2 separate regions of the Mus musculus genome follow, and region 2 is linked to region 1. The links are chromatin loops, found by intact Hi-C in ENCODE. Cell type or tissue: heart. All regions are shown on one strand. Links, peaks and the distances in the headings refer to the core of each region. The heading gives the core; the rest is flanking DNA.

What was found. A loop is a pair of places that touch in the nucleus more often than their neighbours do. Peaks named below come from ENCODE experiments on the same cell type or tissue, not always from the same donor. Only the 100,000 strongest peaks of a DNase experiment are listed, where the experiment ranks them.
Region 2: a loop joins it to region 1, with 2.1 times the contacts of the local background. A loop is called at or near these places in 4 of 42 quality-filtered maps.

Annotation. Positions count from the first base shown.
Region 1 is chr9:15,680,485-15,689,143 of GRCm38, forward strand. It overlaps the pseudogene Gm5119. Among named protein-coding and RNA genes, the nearest start is that of Gm35225, 14 kb to the left of the region's middle. In heart, for the core only: CTCF peaks have their summits at 1,558 (motif pointing left) and 4,908 (motif pointing right); a DNase peak (open chromatin) is centred at 1,557.
Region 2 is chr9:15,534,025-15,542,683 of GRCm38, forward strand. The region is part of intron 2 of Smco4 (single-pass membrane protein with coiled-coil domains 4); the gene reads left to right. Gm51703 (a long non-coding RNA gene) reads right to left here and starts at 4,405. Exons shown (of 3, transcript XR_003948288.1): 1 at 4,335-4,405. It overlaps Gm46152 (a long non-coding RNA gene), which reads left to right. Exons shown (of 2, transcript XR_001779361.2): 1 at 1-4,852; 2 at 5,027-8,659. In heart, for the core only: a CTCF peak has its summit at 3,608 (motif pointing right); a DNase peak (open chromatin) is centred at 1,697; H3K27ac peaks cover 1,011 bases.

The DNA of each region.
Region 1 (8,659 bases), core at 262-8,261:
CTCTTGATCTGTGTAGTGCAGACCATTACTTCCAGGCTACAAACCTGGTTTGTATGCTATTGTGTAGACTATAAGCCATGTCAAGTATTTGTGTATCTAAACATATTAAACATAGAAATGAAAGTCACAAGGGTAGCTATTTTTTAGCTCCATTATGATGGTAATGGAGCACAACCTATTGGTTGTTGTTGATTAAAATGTCATTATGTGGTGCATGACCATTTTCTGAGACTCAAAGTAAGTTCTGAATTTCTAAATTCTTATCACCTTGCAGCTTGGTTACTTGAAGACAGAAACACAGAAGTATCTTGGAAAGCGTCCTCTCAAAGACACACATCTGTTTATTATAGGAAGGGTTTGCAGGGCCAGCTGGTGCTTGCTTTTTTGAAGCTGCCAATCAGCCAGTGTTCTTTTGGAAATCTTTTCCCCTCTCTTCCCATACAAGAAGAATCACAGAGGTGCTCGGGTGGAGAGATTGAGCAGAGGGGCTAACCTTGGAGTGGCCTGACCTGGAGGTGTCTTTCCAGGGACAGGGGAGGGCAGGGCACCTGTGTACTCTGGGCCTCACTTAGCAGTGAGACACTCCTGGTGGGCAGTTTTGAGATGAGAGGTGCAGCAGGCAGGGCAGAGCAATACTGGAGACAGGTGCTGGTATAATCTGGGCAGCACAATGGCCCAACTGGCAAGGACAGCTCGCAGCTCCCCTGTAAAGGAGACAGTGGGAGGGCTGCAGGCCTTTCCTTCTCACTTCCCCAGGGGTACTTGCCATAGAACTTTGGTATGGCCTTTAGGAGCCAAAAGCTTGGTAAACTGATATTTTTCTTTGGTTTAGAAAAATACAGACAGTGTGTGTGTGTGTGTGTGTGTGTGTGCGTGTGTGTGTGCTGCAGGCACTATGGAACCCTCATTCCCCTTCATTCAGTAGCGTTTATGAGCTTCCTACCATAAGCACAACTTTAATGATGGATGCTGGGGATGTGATTCGGGACTGGACAGAAGCCCCTCCTGTCAGAGCATCTTGTTCCATCTGGAAGGAAATGAAAAAGCGAATCAAGGAACAATAACATAAGAGAGACACACAGGAAAAAAAAAAAAAGAGAGACACACAGGGAACTGAGGTGCCACAGAACAGGGTCATACAACCCGACTGAAGGGCCAGAGCCAGCAATTAGGATGGAAGCCACGTTTAAGATGAGATTTGAAGACTTTGTCTTGCTTTATGTGACCCTCCATTTCCACCACTGCAGCACTCAGTGCTGACTGCAGTAACAAGTCACCTCTCTTTGACTGGGCATTTAAACCCCAGGTCCTGGGGCAGAATATAAATTATTAAAACCAAAGATAAATCTTGTATCCCCCTGTACCTGAGCTTTTATGTATAGTAGGTTATAAAGTGACACACACACACACACTAGTCTGAAGAACTGGGAACAGAGTCCTTCAGAAACACCAGCATTCACTCACAGCAGGCCCAGCATCAGCAGGCCATGTTGAGCATCTTTGCAGTCCTGCAGGTACCAGCAGCTGCTAATTAAGGCCACACTGCCACCATGAGGACAGTCTGCCTAGTGTCTGTCAGGATTAGGATCCTTGAGACCCAAGCCTGCTTGGAAGCCCAGCTTCCTGCTGGAGAGAGTAGTGACTGTGTAGAAGGGAAAGGCTTACCTACTCCAGGGGCCCCTCCCTCTGGCTGTCCCAGCCTCATCCAGGCAAGGGCAGAGGGTCTTTTTGTAAGTGTGCATGTACAGTACAGACCAGGGAGTCAGGCAGAAGAAGGCACATTCCCTCTCTCTGCACTGCAAGGCTGTCTTCTCTTGGACTCCTGCTGGCCCACCCCTCCCACCTCCCACCGCAGGCTTGCATAGCTGACTTTGACACACTGTTGAAATCAAAGAATGCCATGTGATGAATTGGCAGACTTCAAAGCTCTGCTGTATACTCGAAACACACTATCCCTAAATCTTATGTCTGGAAAGAGGCATTTTCCCAGTGTAAAAGCAAACGGAAGCATACACATTCAGTGTTGGGAGTAAGGGTGTGTGCAGCAACTTGCAAACTATGTTTTGTGGATTTTAGGATCAGCCAAGCAAGTGTAGAGTCTTCCAGAAATGGAGTTTCCTGTTGGGAAAATTAAAGAGGTTTATAGAATGTGGGATTAAGAAAGGACTTTTTATGGACTGGAGCACCAAAACAAAACAAAACAAAACAAAACAAAAAAAAACACTTGCTCTTGAATCAGCTGAGTCCCCAGGCTTGGCGGCCCAAGTCTCTCTCTCTCTCTCTCTCTCTCTCTCTGTGTGTGTGTGTGTGTGTGTGTGTGTGTGTGTGTGTGTGTGTGTGTCTGTAGAGCTTCTGCATGGCCACTTAGGAGGCCTTAGAGGGTGGGCAGAATTTTTGGTAGACGCCATGCCATCACCATGGACAAGGGTGACCCCAACAAGCCACGGGGCAAAATGTCCTCGTATGCCTTCTTCGTGCAGACCTGCTGGGAGGAGCACAAGAAGAAGCATCCCGATTCGTCGGTTAACTTCGCTGAGTTCTCCAAGAAATGCTTCGAGAGATGGAAGACCATGTCTGCAAACGAAAAGTCGAAGTTTGAAGATTTGGCCAAGAGCGACAAAGCTGGTTATGACAGGGAGATGAAGAACAATGTTCCTCCCAAAGGTGATAAGACAGGAAAGAAAAAAGATCCAAATGTTTTGAAGAGACTGCCATCTGCCTTCTTTATGTTTTGCTCTGAACATTGCCCAAAAATCAAAAGTGAACACCCTTGCCTGTCTATTGGAGATACTGCAAAGAAACTGGGTATGATGTGGTCTGAACAATTTGCCAAAGATAAACAACTGAATGAGCAGAAAGTAGCTAAACTAAAGGAGACATGTGAAAAGGATATTGCTGCATACCATGGCGAGGGCAAAAGTGAAACAGGAAAGAAGGGTTCTGGTAGGCCAGTGGGCTCAAAGAAGAAGACTGGAGGAAGAGGAGGAGGAGGAAGAGAAGGAGGAGGAGGAAGATGATGAAGAGGGAGAAGAGGAAGAGGAAGAGGAAGAGGAAGAATAAGTGGCTGTCATGAAGTGTGGAGTATCTGTGCTCAGGCAATTATTTTGCTAAGAATGTGAAATTCAAGCACATTAGCTTCAGTATAAAAACTGAACAGATTTTTGTGTAGCTGATGAGATTCTTTGTAGAGAAAATACTTTTAAAAACGTGTTTGTAGCTTTTTCAGGGGCTACAACGTACAGTTAGATTTAAAACTTTTGATGTTGAATGTTTCTAAATATTTAATGGTTTAACTTCTTATGGTAGCAAAAATAACTTTATAAGAATCTGTATTACCAGTAAAAAGATTTTTTTAGGATTCTGCATTTTTTAAAATTTGTAATAAAATTATATATATATATATATATGTATATATATATATGAACACTTGGACCCAGGGCCGGCTCTCAGCACACTCATGTCAGCTCATGACCACCCGTAATTCTAGCTCCTGGGGATCACACATGTGGTGCACATGAATGGACACATACATAAATGAAAAGGGAAGAACATTTAACAGTAGCCTAAAGTGACAAGTGACAGGTTGAAATAATTACTTCAAAGAAATTGAAAGTAGTAGATACATATATTGCTGAGCTTGTTCTGTGTTTTTCTTGCTCTTGAATCAGAGCAGCGCTGACCACCTGAGGAGATGCTCATGAGATTGGGTCTGTAAGGTTTCCCTGTGGAGGGAGGTGGAAGGCTCACGAGGCTCAGGGCTCAGGGGCATTAATGACATCCTTCCCGGTCCCCTTTCCTTAGAGAGGACACAGAGGCTGTAAAGCACCGGGCTGGGACTGTTTGGTGATGTGACTGCCTGTAAGCTGACAGGGACCTCTGGGCAGTGGAGCTGCCTGTGAGCTACCCATGCACCTGTAAGTAACTTCAAGAAACTCATCAGCCATCAAGCTGACTTTTACAGAAACCTCATTTTCATCTCTACTTTCCAATCTAGGCGAGCAGACATTTTAAACATGCAGAGCCGTTACCTTCAGTGATGGTTAATATTGACCGACTGTCAACCAGGCAGGATCCAGAATCCCTGTAATGTCAAGTCTCGAGTCACACCTGTGAGGGATTCTCTGAATTACGCTAACTCTGAGCAGGTCGTTGGTGGGTTGTCATGATTAGTTTGAGGTGGGTGACTGGGCTGCTGTAAGCAGCTCTGCTCCACAGGACAGGCTGAATAAGAAGGACAAAATGAGCTGATTGGAAACATTCATCATCTAACTATGGAAGCAATATAACTGCAAGGTCCCCTCAGTGATGACTGTATACCTTTGAACTGTGAGACAAATACCTGTCTCCTTGCTTTTTTCAGGGTATTTTAACACAGTAATAGGAAAGGCAACAGATATACTGTCTATTCTAAGGTCTTTCCTGATGATCCCACCACAGCATCCAAGGGACCAGGCTAAGAACTCAGGAGGTGGAGTGTCCCTAACCCCTCCAGCTCCAAGATGCATTGTTCTTCATGAGAAGAACAATGTACGCCACTTTAAAATGTACGCCACTGCATAAGTCCTTCCAAAAATAAGGTAAGAAATTATGATTGAAAACATGGCAAATGTGATTAACTGGCTAGGGTGATTTATTTTTATTTTTATTTTTTTGAGTAGGCACTGTTCCTTCCTGTCAGGAATTACAGTAGCAAGCATCTGTCTAAAAGTTACCAGTCAAAGGCTCAGTGCCTCAGACTTGTTTCAGTGACCAGGTTACTAAGGAATGTTCTCTACATCTGTGGGTTTGTAACTGGGCAGCTCGCAGGGAACTTGCTGCATTTTGTATTCAACCTCACACAGACCTCTGCTATCAGCAGACGTCTGCAATTGTTCTTAGCTCAGTTAGTAATAATTCAACTTCCCACAAGGGGGCAGCAAAGCCCACAGCATTGTTAACCATCACTCTCCGGCCTGGGCTGGAGAGAGACTTCTGAGGGTGGTGGGGCCTGACACCCTGAAGGGTATAGCATATTGAGACTGTGATATATGCCATGAGGTGCTGTAACTACTATCCCGAGACAACTAACTCTAGATTTAAAAAGTAGATCTTAATGTTTTATACTCTGTCACTAGAACTTATAGAAACACCTGTATCCATTAAAGAAATAGTGGGGAATTAGTATTCACAAAGCGTTTGCTATTTGTCAGGACCGTGCAAGGCTCCTGCCACTACATCTTTGAGAATCTCTAGGACTCAAGCCCTCCATGAATGAAGAGCGAAGCCTGCTCCTGATCCCTCCTGAACCAAAATGGAGTACCTGACCCATGCATTGCAGCCTTCTAATCCTGCTTCGGCGGAGAGTAGGGTTTGCTTGAGCATGATATAGCAGCTAAGTCCAGAGTCCTCTTCAAGAATTTTAGGGGTGGTTTTCAGGGATAATTGGTATTTTTCAGGACCTGTATCTTCGCGTTCACAATGTTATTCCCTTAAGCACATGAGAAGCCAGGGCTGGCCTGTCGGTTGGTTCTTGTCAAAAGATGCTTGAATTCATTTTGGTAAACAAAAGATCATGATTACTCATGATAACTCAAAGTTATGTCAACGCATTTCCAATATTGATTTAAAATTTTTGAATATCTTAGGGTCTGTCTTAGTCTATTTGATGCTTGGGTAGGATCCTGGAGTGTTTCTGGATAACACTTAAGAAAAAAGTTTATTTGGTTAACAATTTTGGTAACAAGGGCTTCCTGGGTAAATAAATTCATTGCAACAAGGACACTGAAAAGGTCCTAAGCAGATGTGAAGAACCAGAGGCAAGTGTGTAGGGGCAATAAGCCACTCAAGACAATAGACCTTGTCCCCAAAGACCTGAGAGGCAGCATGAAGCCATCCACTCAAGGGTTCTCGCTGCCCATGACTGATGACATTTGGTTAAGCTCAACATCCCCTTCCTCCCTGCCTCCACCCCTCCCTTCCTCCACCCCTCCCTTCCTCCCTGCCTCCACCCCTCCCTTCCTCCCTGCTTCCACCCCTCCCTTCCTCCCTGCCTCCACCCCTCCCTTCCTCCCTGCCTCCACCCCTCCCTTCCTCCACCCTTGCTTTTCTCCCTGCCTCTACCCCTCCCTTCCTCCCTGCCTCCACCCCTCCCTTCCTCCCTGCCTCCACCCCTCCCTTCCTCCCTGCCTCCATCCCTCTTTTCCTCCCTGCCTCCACCCCTCTTTTCCTCCCTGCCTCCACCCCTCCCTTTCTTCTTTTCTTCCACTTCTTCCCTCCATCCCTTCTCACCTCTTCTCTCTCCCTCTTTCCTTCCCTTCTTTCTTCATTTTTTAAAGAAAAACATTTTGTTTGGTAGCCCTAGACCCTTGCTGTGTAGATTGACCTTGGACTCTCTGTTCTCAGCGTCTCCTGCTGGGATTATACAAGACACCTTTTAGATGCTCTGCCATATTAATCTCACCACATCGGAGATAAAGCTTCAAGTACAGAAATCGATTGGAGACAAGGTATTTCTAAACTACAACAAAGCCTAAAGTTCTAGGATATTTTCTTCCTGCACTTAGTGTGTAAATGCTTGTGTGTGTGTGTGTGTGTGTGTGTGTGTGTGTGAGAGAGAGAGAGAGAGAGAGAGAGAGAGAGAGAGAGAGAGAGTATTGCACGAGATCATCATTCTATCATGTTCCCTTTCTGGTGCTGAGGTCAGACAAAGTAGTCCAGTTTGGGGAACAGGGTCCACAGGCAGGCAACAGAGTCAGGGTAAGCCCCTGCTCTAGTTGTTGGGAGACCCACATGACAACCAAGTTGCACATCTGTTTCATATGTGTTGGGAGGTGGGGCTGAGTCCAGCCCTTGTATGTTCTTTGGTTGGTTGTTCAGTCCCTTGGTTGTTCAGAACCCCCAGGAGTCCAGGTTAGTTGACTCTGCTGGTCTTCTTGTGGAGTCCCTGTCCTCTTTGGGTCCCTCAATCCTTCCTCCCAACTCTTTCTCAAGACTTCTGAGCTCTGTCTAATGTTTGGCTATGGGTCTCTGCGTCTGTTTCAGTCAGCTACTAGGTGGAGCCTCTCAGGGCAGCCATGCTGGACTCCTGTCTACAAGCGTAACAGAGTATCACTAACAGTGTCAGGGATTGGTTCTTGCACATGAAGTGGATCTGAAATTGGGCCAGTTATTGGTTGGCCATTCCCTCGGTCTCTACAATACCTTTATCCCTGAACTTTTTATAGGCAGGACACAGTTTGGGTTGAAAGTTTCGTGAGTGGATTAGTGTTCTTATCCCTCGTCTTGGTGTCTTGCTTGTCTACAGGAGGTAGGCTCTTCAGGCTCTCTATCTCCCTCCACTAGAAGCCTCAGCTAGAGGCACCCTCGTAGACTCCCTGGAGCCTCGCCCATAGCTTGAGAAATCTTAAATTCTTTAGAAGTGGTCTCAGTTTTCCCAGGACTGGGGGTTTTCATGGATGAGGAACTTTCAGAGTTAAAGCTGGGGAGGTCCTCGGCAGAGCACGGCAAGTGGGCAGCTAGAGAGTGGGGGTGCTTGACTTCTTCCATCGGGCCAGGCAGGCTGCTCCACATGACAAGAACATTCAAGGATCATTCCGGGGGCACTCAGACAGATACTTGCCACTGTCATCTTAATGACAGTGACCAGATTTGGAGGGAGTTTGATCATTTTAAAGACTTTTTTATTTTTTTTCCAAATTGTGAAAAACAGTACCGAGATAACTTTAACAGATTTACTTCTTGGGTGCATCAGGGTGCTAAGACACTGGCTATCCTGAAAAAGAAGGACATGGAAAAGGGAAACTGAGTGCTTAGTACAATTTAGTAACAGATCTGGGGCTCCTACCACCCACAAGAGTGAAATGCCCAACCTCCACAGAAGTTATGGTTGTGAAAGGTAAGGGACACCGGCTCTCTGGTTTGGAGTCAACTGGGTCATTGTGCACTCTGCTGCCATGAGTGGGGACATCCATGGCTGAGAAGGGCCTGTGGCTCAGGGCCAGACCTAAACCTGGATCCTTGGGTGACTGCACTGCTGGGGCAGAAGAGGTTAAAGATTTGCACCAAGGCTGTTAGCACAGGACTCAGAGGCGTAGCTGGAAAGCTGACAGCATTTTGAGCCCATCTATGAAATGCGCAGCTCTGACTGTGTCACATGGTCAGCAGTCATGGCTACTGTTCTCCATTACTGTATCTTTGAAAGTTAATTGATGTCCCTAGTACAAATGATGGAGAAAGACATTTTAGAAACTGTATTTGTTCTTGAGCCCAAGGGAGCAGTGTAGAAAGACAGGTTTTTTTCCAGTGTCACTGTGAGTACACCTACAGGGAAGGGACCAAGGTTTGTGATGAGGGATGCTGTGGGAAGATCCTTCTCAGCTCTGGGAAGGGCTAGTCCCCAGACTGGGGACTCTGGAGTGTTTAAAATGTGTCTCCTGGTAACATCAGAAGCTACAGCCATAAAGTCTCTCCAAAATGACTTCCCAAATGTGAGCTGGACCAGGAGGACACCAGGGAACTTGCTAAATTGATGAGGAGAAGCCCATGAGGTGTCAAGCCTACACAAAGGACTACAGACAATTGAGGAAAGCTGGGAGTAAGACATGTGGTCTTGTCCTGGGGAAGAGCACAAAAATTGGCTGTTCAGTGCCAAACGGTGAACCCTGAAAATATACATACATAC
Region 2 (8,659 bases), core at 174-8,173, 150 kb before region 1:
TTTTCAGACCTCCTGAATCAAGACCAGCTTCTCCTTGAACAAGGCAGAGCCTTGTTCAGCTACCTGCTCAGGGTCTTGCTGTGCTCTAATGGGGTCTCAGCGTTGACTCACGTGTTCAAGTATCTGTTTCCCTGTTCCCACTCCAGTGTCTTCTCCACCAAGGTCTGTTGCTCACAACAGTCTTTAGTTTGTTTCTGTCTTTCTTACCAAGTTCCCCATCTATCAGTCTCTCTAGGTGCACCCAGCATGTGACCACATGTGTCCCTCCCCTGCACCAAGTCACCACACCATGCATGAAGGATTCATCAGAGTCATCCCTGAGCCCTTGCTTCAGTCTTTGCCCCTGGGGAATTTCCCCACAGAGCTATTGTAATATGTTGCAGATGGCTTGTGAGTCTTCATCTTGCTCTTAGCCTGTTCCAGCTTTCTGATCTTTCAGCATGATACTTGAGTAAAATAAAAAAGAAAGGACCATGACTGTTTCTAAGTGTGGCGGAGAAGGAAATTTATTATAGATTTGTGGGAGAGTACAGCCAGAGGCAAGGACATCTGGAGAATCTGAAGTGGACATGGCCCAGAGCCCTGTGAGGAGAGGGGAAGGGGATGGAGGAGGGGAGAGCAGAGAAACGAGGCACAGCGGCCAGGAGGCCCAAAGGTACAAAGAGAACCAGTAGCCACAGTGGTTGGATTATATAGGGATTATATATTATCCTCTGGGCTGGAGAAGTTTAGGGTAAGGGCTGGGGTATGCCAGCCAGGAGGGCCCAGTAATAGCCAGGGACTGAGGGATTGCAGGGAGAGGTGGCCAAGTCCACTTTGATTTAAATAGGCACCTCATCCCAGGTTTGAAGCCTGACAATACTCTCCCACCCTCTGCATCCTCACTGGTCTCTGGGTCACGCTAAGGTATGCCAGACGAGCCCACCAGGGGCTGATTCTGCTCTGCTTTCCCCCTGGAAGGTTATCCCAGAAATCTTAACAGGCTATTCCTTACCTTCTTCCAGACTCTGCTTCAGGGTCACTTTCTCCTGAAGCCCTCTCCACCATTCACCAGAAAGTTAGCAGCCTCCTGGAGGCTGGTGTCCAGCTCACATTCCCTGTGAGTGAAGACAGCGCCCTACCGAGTATTTTTATCCCTAGTTTACAATGGAATAATTGAAGGTCTAAGAGGCCAATGGTCTGCAGGGCCACTGTCCCTGGAACTACTGGGATAGGGCTGAGACCCTGCCATGCCCTTAATTTCTCTGTGTGTGCTGTCTGTTCTTGTTAAGTAAGGCCAGGCGCCATGCAGAGCAGCTGTGAGGAAGAAATGAATAATGCACAGGAAAGTACTTTGCAAACTTCAGTTACTAAGAAATGTTACCCACCTAACTTATTGAGGATCCTGGAATTTCCTGTCAGCACCCAGTTCTATTGTGTTCTTGAGTTTCTTCTTAGACATGACAGATCCTGATTTGACAAATTGTGTGTTTTCTTGATTCTTCTGCCCTCATTGTGAGGTGTGCTTCTGTCTGTAGTCTGATCCCCTCAGTCTGGTTGTGCTTGCCAGACCTCTGACCTGTCATCAGTAGAGGGCAGAGGACAGAGGAGCTGGCACCCGCATGGCTGTCATTGTTTGTTCTTGTGTATGTTCCCGGAAAAGCACTTGTGTTAACAGCAGTGCTCAGTGGGAGTCAGGTTCCCCGACTTTCTCAGGCTCCCTAGTAGCCTGCCTGTCCCGGTCCCCTACTCTGTGGCAGAGTGGAGCAAAGTGATCTCAGTAGGAGCAAAAGGCTCCGGAGACTGTCTTCTCTGCTGCAAGAAGTGAGGTCTACACGGAGAACTGGCAGGCTTTCTGCCTGGCTCCTGACTCTCCATGTGTTGAGTGGTCATATATAATTGCCACAGTCCCCAGCAACTTAATGTGGACCCTAAACCAGGCACATCTCCACCTGTTGGCCACCTTCATGCTGTTAGTCCTGGGCAAGTATAGTGATGGGCAGAGAAAGCTGAACTGACCAAGAGGCTCTTCGAAGCTGCCTAGCCCTCACACTCATTCTGACAGGATGCAGCCCATCTTTTATTGCCTCGCACGACTGTGCAGTCTAGGCACCAACACAAAAAGCTAGGGTTAAATTAAGTAACATTTCTTTAGTACCCAAAGTTTGCAAAAAGCTTTCTAGTACATTATTTTAGACATCAGGGTAAGCCTGAGTTGAGATGGACTCTGGTCAGTAGCAAGTAAGATAGCCTGAAGATCTCACACTCTTCCTGCAGCCTCAGATCCTAAAGCTGAGGAGCAGGAAATGCTGTCTATAGTGTTATGTAGATGATGGTTGGTTCTGGCCACTTGGGAGCAGATGTATGGAACAGCACCTGAGCCGTGGGAGCTGGGTTGGAAGCACAGCTCTGCTTCTCACTGTGGGCCTGGGGCCTGCAGCTCCTGGCCTCAGTGTCTGCTTTCATGGCATAGTTGCATGCGCGGTAGAGCACTGGTAAGGGAGCCGGGGAAACAGTAGCTCCTGCTCTTAGTTGTAGTAACAGACGGGCTGGTTGCTATAAATCAGGTCCGAGTTCAGATCCTCAGTCAGTTATTTCCTCGTTAACTATTTCATCCATGTTTATTGTGGATTTCCACTGGAGTTGACTTTGTACTTGTTCCTTACAGTCTTTGACTTGGAAAACTCATTGTACTTAATCTGACTGTCTTTCATCATCTAAATAGTAAAGAAGGCAATCCTGCAGGACTGTGGCAAACATAAAACAAGTGCTTGTAAGCGGTGCACAGTTCATTCCTGCAGCGCTCGCTCTCTCTCTCTCTCTCTCTCTCTCTCTCTCTCTCTCTCTCTCTCTCTGTGTGTGTGTGTGTGTGTGTGTGTGTATGTGTGTGTGTGTGTTTGCTGAAGAACTGCTTCAGTTGGGCTTTGCCCCTCCATTCAGCGCATGTCTGCTGAGTGCCTGTTACACACAGGCTTCCTGCTAGTTCAGGTGGCAGGGTGGGGGCGGTCATGTTACCTCCAAGGTACATTTGCAATACCTGAGAAGTCAAGGGTGAGGGTCAGGGGTGAGCAAGAGTTGGCCAAGGGTGGGAGGGGCAGTAGCAGCTGGCAGTATCTGGAAGAGGGTGCTCAGAGGGGAATACTGGATTCATTGTGGGTGTAGGTGGTCCAGTGTGTCAGCAGCCAGGGGTAATGCTGCTCTGTGTGGGAGAGCCAATGGCACTGGGCAGTGAGAGGCCCGGGGAGTCCTCACTGTTGTGGGTGGAGCCTGTGTTGCTGATACTTCCAGGAGGGTGGAGCTTGGGACTCCTTATGGCGCCATTCAAGTAGAGCAGTATCTATGGTGAGTGTTATTCAAACTACTGAGGAAATGAAAATGTTTCTAGGAGACAAATTAAGACCGAAAACAGGTGAAGTTAACTTTATCTAAGCCCAAGTATCCAAAATATTACCATTTCAACATCTAACCTGTATATAAACTTTTTAGTGAGGTATTTTACACTCCTCAATTTTGGTATTAATCTTTCAAAATGTAATCTATATTAAACACAGCTTGTTTTGGAGATTAGCCACATTTAAGGTTTTATAAGTTATGTCTGTGTGGGTATGTGCAGTTGAGTACAGTCATCTGGAGGCCAGTAGAGGGCATCACATTCCCTGGAGAGGGGATTGGCGGCAGCTAGAGTTGCCCTATGTAGGTACTGTAAATGGAACTCAGTCTCTGCAAGAGCATTGCTCACTCTTATATCCGGCTAACCCTCCAGTCCCTTCGCAGCATTTTAAATGCTCAGGCTTCAGTACTAGGCAGACCTGAGTTTAGCAGGTCTGGGATGGAGGGAGTTGAGAGTAACCTTTGTTCTCCTCACCTGCCCTTGATAGCAGGAACCAACCTTTGAACACATCTGCCTAGCATATGGGAAAGGAAAACTAAGGGAAACAGGAGGATTCTGTCTCACATAGTTATGCAGTAAATTTTAAAACAAAACAAAGCTGCAGATGTGTTCAGAATTTCCAGCCTCTTATACAAAGACAGCCAGCCCTCTCTGGGCAGTAGGCTTCTGTGTGCTCCCCACTGGGCAGTAGGCTTCTGTGTGCTTCCCACTGGACAGTATGTGTCTGTGTGCTCCCCACTGGGCAGTAAGTGTCTGTGTGCTCCCCACTGGGCAGTAGGCTTCTGTGTGCTCCCCACTGGGCAGTAGGCTTCTGTGTGCTCCCCACTGGATTCTGCTTTGGCCCATTGAGTACACTGGGTACTACAGGTAGTAGGTTGGTTTTGGTGTTTCAGTAACTCAACAAAGCAGCCTTCCTACCCAATCTACAGAGGAAAGTCAGATCATGAAACATTTAGTGCCTCACCTGGGGTCTTGTAACTACATGTGGCAGAGCTGAGGCTCAGCCCTGCTTACAGCCAGGCTCTCATTCCCCGCTGTTTCCCTACTAGAATTCAGTGCCATATACATTATGATCTCTAAAGTGGGGGGAAAGGAGCTCATTTTAGAACATTCCATACATACACAATATCTATATATGTGTATATATATGTGTGTGTGTGTGTGTGTGTGTGTGTGTGTGTCATTCGGTATGCACATGTGTGGGAGAATAACATTATAATCATAACCATAACAGTTCCTCATCTCCCCCATACACCCACCCCTACTTCTAGTCACCTCCCACTGGCCACTTAGAAGGTTCCAGAGTTGGCCAATTGTCATAGGCTTCCATTGGTGGGGGTGGGACATAGCCTGTGAAGTCACTTTAGAATCAGGAAGAACTCAATGTTTATGATGTTTCTGGTTCTTTGGTTTGGGAAGCTAGAGGCTGTTGGTGACCAGCTGGTGGCACCAGCTTCCTTCCATCTTACTGGGGTATATTAGGTATGTGCATGGTGACCTCCAAACTGGAAAAAAGGTCCATCAAAGAATGTGACAGTGCATATGTGTAGGGAATCCTATTGGGGGAGCAGTTACAGTAAGAACATGGGTTGGGCATAGCTGCTGGGGAAAGCCTGATGAGATGGCCAGCTTCGCCTCTTTTTTCCTCTTTACAAGGGACTGGTGAACCCATCAGATGTGGCCCCAGAGACGGCTGAGGGCAGGAAGGTGTGTGTGGTGTGCCCAGAGGGTGGTGGCGTTCTATAGTCAGATCTTGTGGGTTGGCAGTGGATTGTGCTACTCCGTCCTGGAGTATGCTGGGGTTCTGAAGGGATACTTAAATTCTGGCTCTATTCCATGTTCAGTGCAGAGAACATCAGCTTGTGGTAAAAGAGGCATTTATCACCATGGAAACAGCTATCAGTAACCTAAGAACACAAGCCTTGGTAGAGAAGGTCCTCCCAGGGTTGAAGGCTGCCTCTCTGTTCCCGATGCCACCACATCCTGGTCCCTGCTGTTGTCAGCCAGGACACTGAGTAGCTTCTCTAGTTCCATCTTCTGTGTGCCTCAAGAGAAGAGCTACTCATTTCTGCGCGGAAGCTTGTCCAACCACAGAGGCTTCTCACGCTTCTCAGAGTCTAGAATTGCAGGCCAGTTGGCTCAGCTTCGTTTTGAAGAAAGCTACCTGTTTCCAAAGTCCTTGCGATGTCTACAAGGTACAGCTTTGGCCCAGAAGAACCCCTGAGTCAGTCGTGCTCACAGAGCAGTGCCCACCATATGGACCCCTCTCCCTGTTGGGTCTTTTTCCTTTACTACAATTATTTCAAGCCTTGCTTGCCTTTCACCAGCTTCCTAATCAGCTAACTTTCTAGTTTACTCCCAAAACTAACAATCAAGCAAAACCCCTAGAACTTCTGTTTGTTTCCAGTTCAATCTTTCCCCTCGTCTATCCCACCCAGATGGGCAGAACCATCCCTCCTCTGTCTTCTTCAGTTCGGACCTCACACCTCCATGCCGCTTCCTGGCAGAATCACACTTCCTGTGTCTCCTTCAAGCATGCTCTTCCTGTGTCTGCTCCTGTGTTCCCAGGGTGGCCCCAGGCTCCTCTTCCCCTTCTTCAGTTTCTTCCCTGTGCTCTTTCCGTTGCAGGTACGTTTTCAGTTCTGCTCCTTCTCATACTCTGCTAGACCCTCAAACAGTCTCTGACACTTTCTGCTTACCCTCATCCTTAAAATACAATCGGAAAACCCTTTCTGGCCATACAATCTTCCAGCAGAAATTCAAGTCAGCTCTCTGCACTTTGCTTTTCAAAATGTGTGCTATCTTTCTTTACAGTTTGGGAGACTATGAAGGTGCTCGTGCCAACATGGAAATCAGCTGTGCCTTGAGTGTGTTTAGCCAATTTTTTTTTTCATGGCAAAATTCTCTCAAAGAAGGAAGCAGCATGATCAATTACATTCTGAAGCAGGCTCTTAAAAGACGAATAAGAAATCGTTTGGGACACTGGCAGCTGCATGCATTTGTTGGTCAAGCAGGTTCACTTTATCTGTCTTCCTTGCTGTGGTGACCTCCCTAGTCCTACTGAAGTCCCAGGCAGACTCAGCTCCAGACTCTCAGTTATCTCTTGGGTATTTCCATGGCAGCACCCGTTCGGCATCCTTACACGTGGGCAGGTATGAAGAAAGTTAACGTCTTCCTGGGGTCTTGTCTCCCCAGTACCAGGCCTTCCTCTTGTCCTCATGGTGTTTCTCATGATGGTGTCACTAGACAGCTGGTGGCTGACCCAGTGTCTCCAGAACTTGGATTCCTCTTGATTGTCACTGCCAAGTCCTCACTGGCCAAGTGTGATGCCAGTAAGGCCTACCCATTGGACTTCTGGCAAGCAGCTCCAACTGCTTCATCATGTTGAGTGCTTGGTGTCTAAGACTCCAACACCCAGTAGACCATTCCACTTTTGCTTCTCCCAGGACACCCTGCTCACTGTGCCTCCCTGTGTATGCCAGGTTATTTTATTTTATTTTGCCAACTTGGCACAACTAGGGTCAGTCTGGGAAGAGAAAACCTCGCCTGAGAAAATGTCTCCATCAGATTGGCCCATGATTGTTGTGGAAGGGCCCATCTCATTGTGGATGATGGTACCCCTGTGCATGTGGTTCCTGAATTACATTAAAAAAGCAAGCTGAGCAAGCTGTAAGAGCAATCCAGTAAGCAGTGCTCCTGTACAGTCTATGTGCTTCAGTTTCTGTTTCTGCCCCTGCCCTGACTTCCACAGTGATGGATAATGGTCAGGACATGTAAGTCATAAGCCCCATCTTCTCCAAGTTGCTTCTGATCATGGTGTTCATCACAGTAGCAGGCAGCAAACTAGAACACTATCTCAAGCCATCAAGGGCCTTTTGCTGCCCTTGGAATGAAGCCCCCGCCTCACTAAGATCCTGGGAAGAGCTGACTCTGTAGCCCCCGTGCTCCACCCACTCCTTACTTCAAGCTCCCAGTAGTTGCTTGGCCCCTCCTGGTTCAGGCTCCTCTTTGCCCCTTCCCTGTGCTCTTCCCAGCTGTTGTCTTGGCTAGTTCCTTTACACTCAGGGTTTCCCTTTCAGTTATGACTTCAGAGTTGCTCTCTCCATCTGCCCACACTACAGGTGCACCAGAGCCATCCATAACCTGCTAAGGCGCCTAGAATTTGGACTGTATGTCCTGTGAATGTAGACTAAGGTGGTGCCATCCCTGGGGCTTCTCAGTATGTAGAGAGCTGGTCATGGAGGCTGGGGTCTTTGATTATTAGCTGCACATACTTGGGAGGTACCAGCAGCAGTTGAAGGATCAGGATGGGAAGTCAGACACTGTACTGTTAGCTAGAGTGGCTACTTAATGCAGTGACTCAAGGTGCTGTTGGCCAGCCTGAGGGAACTCTGAGGGAGGGAACAGCTGTGGGGCTGGCCTAGACAGCTTCACAGTGAAGTGGCCACAGTCAGGCACTAATATTGGTTGCTTGTTCAGGAAGAGGAAGGACCCTGTGTGCTGCCCCTCACGTAGTCACAGGTCACTGGGTACTGTCTACAGACTGGGTAACTGCTGGAGGATATTTTTCCTCTTTAGCCCATGGTGTTCTCTGAACAGTAGAGAAACTAAAGCCTGTTGCACAACACTACAGTTCAGATTCAATTACTCCAGTCTGGGTTTCACCCAGCCTTGTTTGCCCTCAAGCACAGCCACTGAGAATCCCCAGATAGTAGATAAGGCTCAGGAAAGTTCAACCTGCTCTGCCTGAGCCGGGAGCAGATGTGTGTTAGAGGTGTCTCAGCCAGCCGGTGCCTCCCCTGACCCAGTGGGCAGGCCTAGAGCCTTCCTGGACCTTGCACGTTCCCCCTTTAGATCCCTGTGGTTTTCATTGTTTAGATGATGTCAGGGCCTGGGGAAGTAGCCTGTGAGCTGCACTTCTGAGCTGTGAACACGCTAGCAGAAGTCAAGTCAGTCATGTCTAGGCTTCCTGAGCTTCATGCCTTCCTTCCAAGGAGCAGTGATGAGCAGTTCTGCTACAGAACTCCAATAGCAGATGTCCTCCTTAGTTATCTACAAGAGAAGGGGCTTACTTGGACGCACGGTTTAAAAGTTTGTTAGTCCTCTTGATGGACACCAAAACAAGAGAGGGAGGGGGAGGGGAATGCATGTCAGTGACCTAAGCTCTGCCTCTTAAAGGTTCCAGCACCTCTCAACCGCACCCTAGGCTGGATACTAGGCTTGTCACAGCTGGGCCACTAAGAAGAATCTAGTGGCTGTTGTCAGTACCTACTATAGATGGAGTTGCTG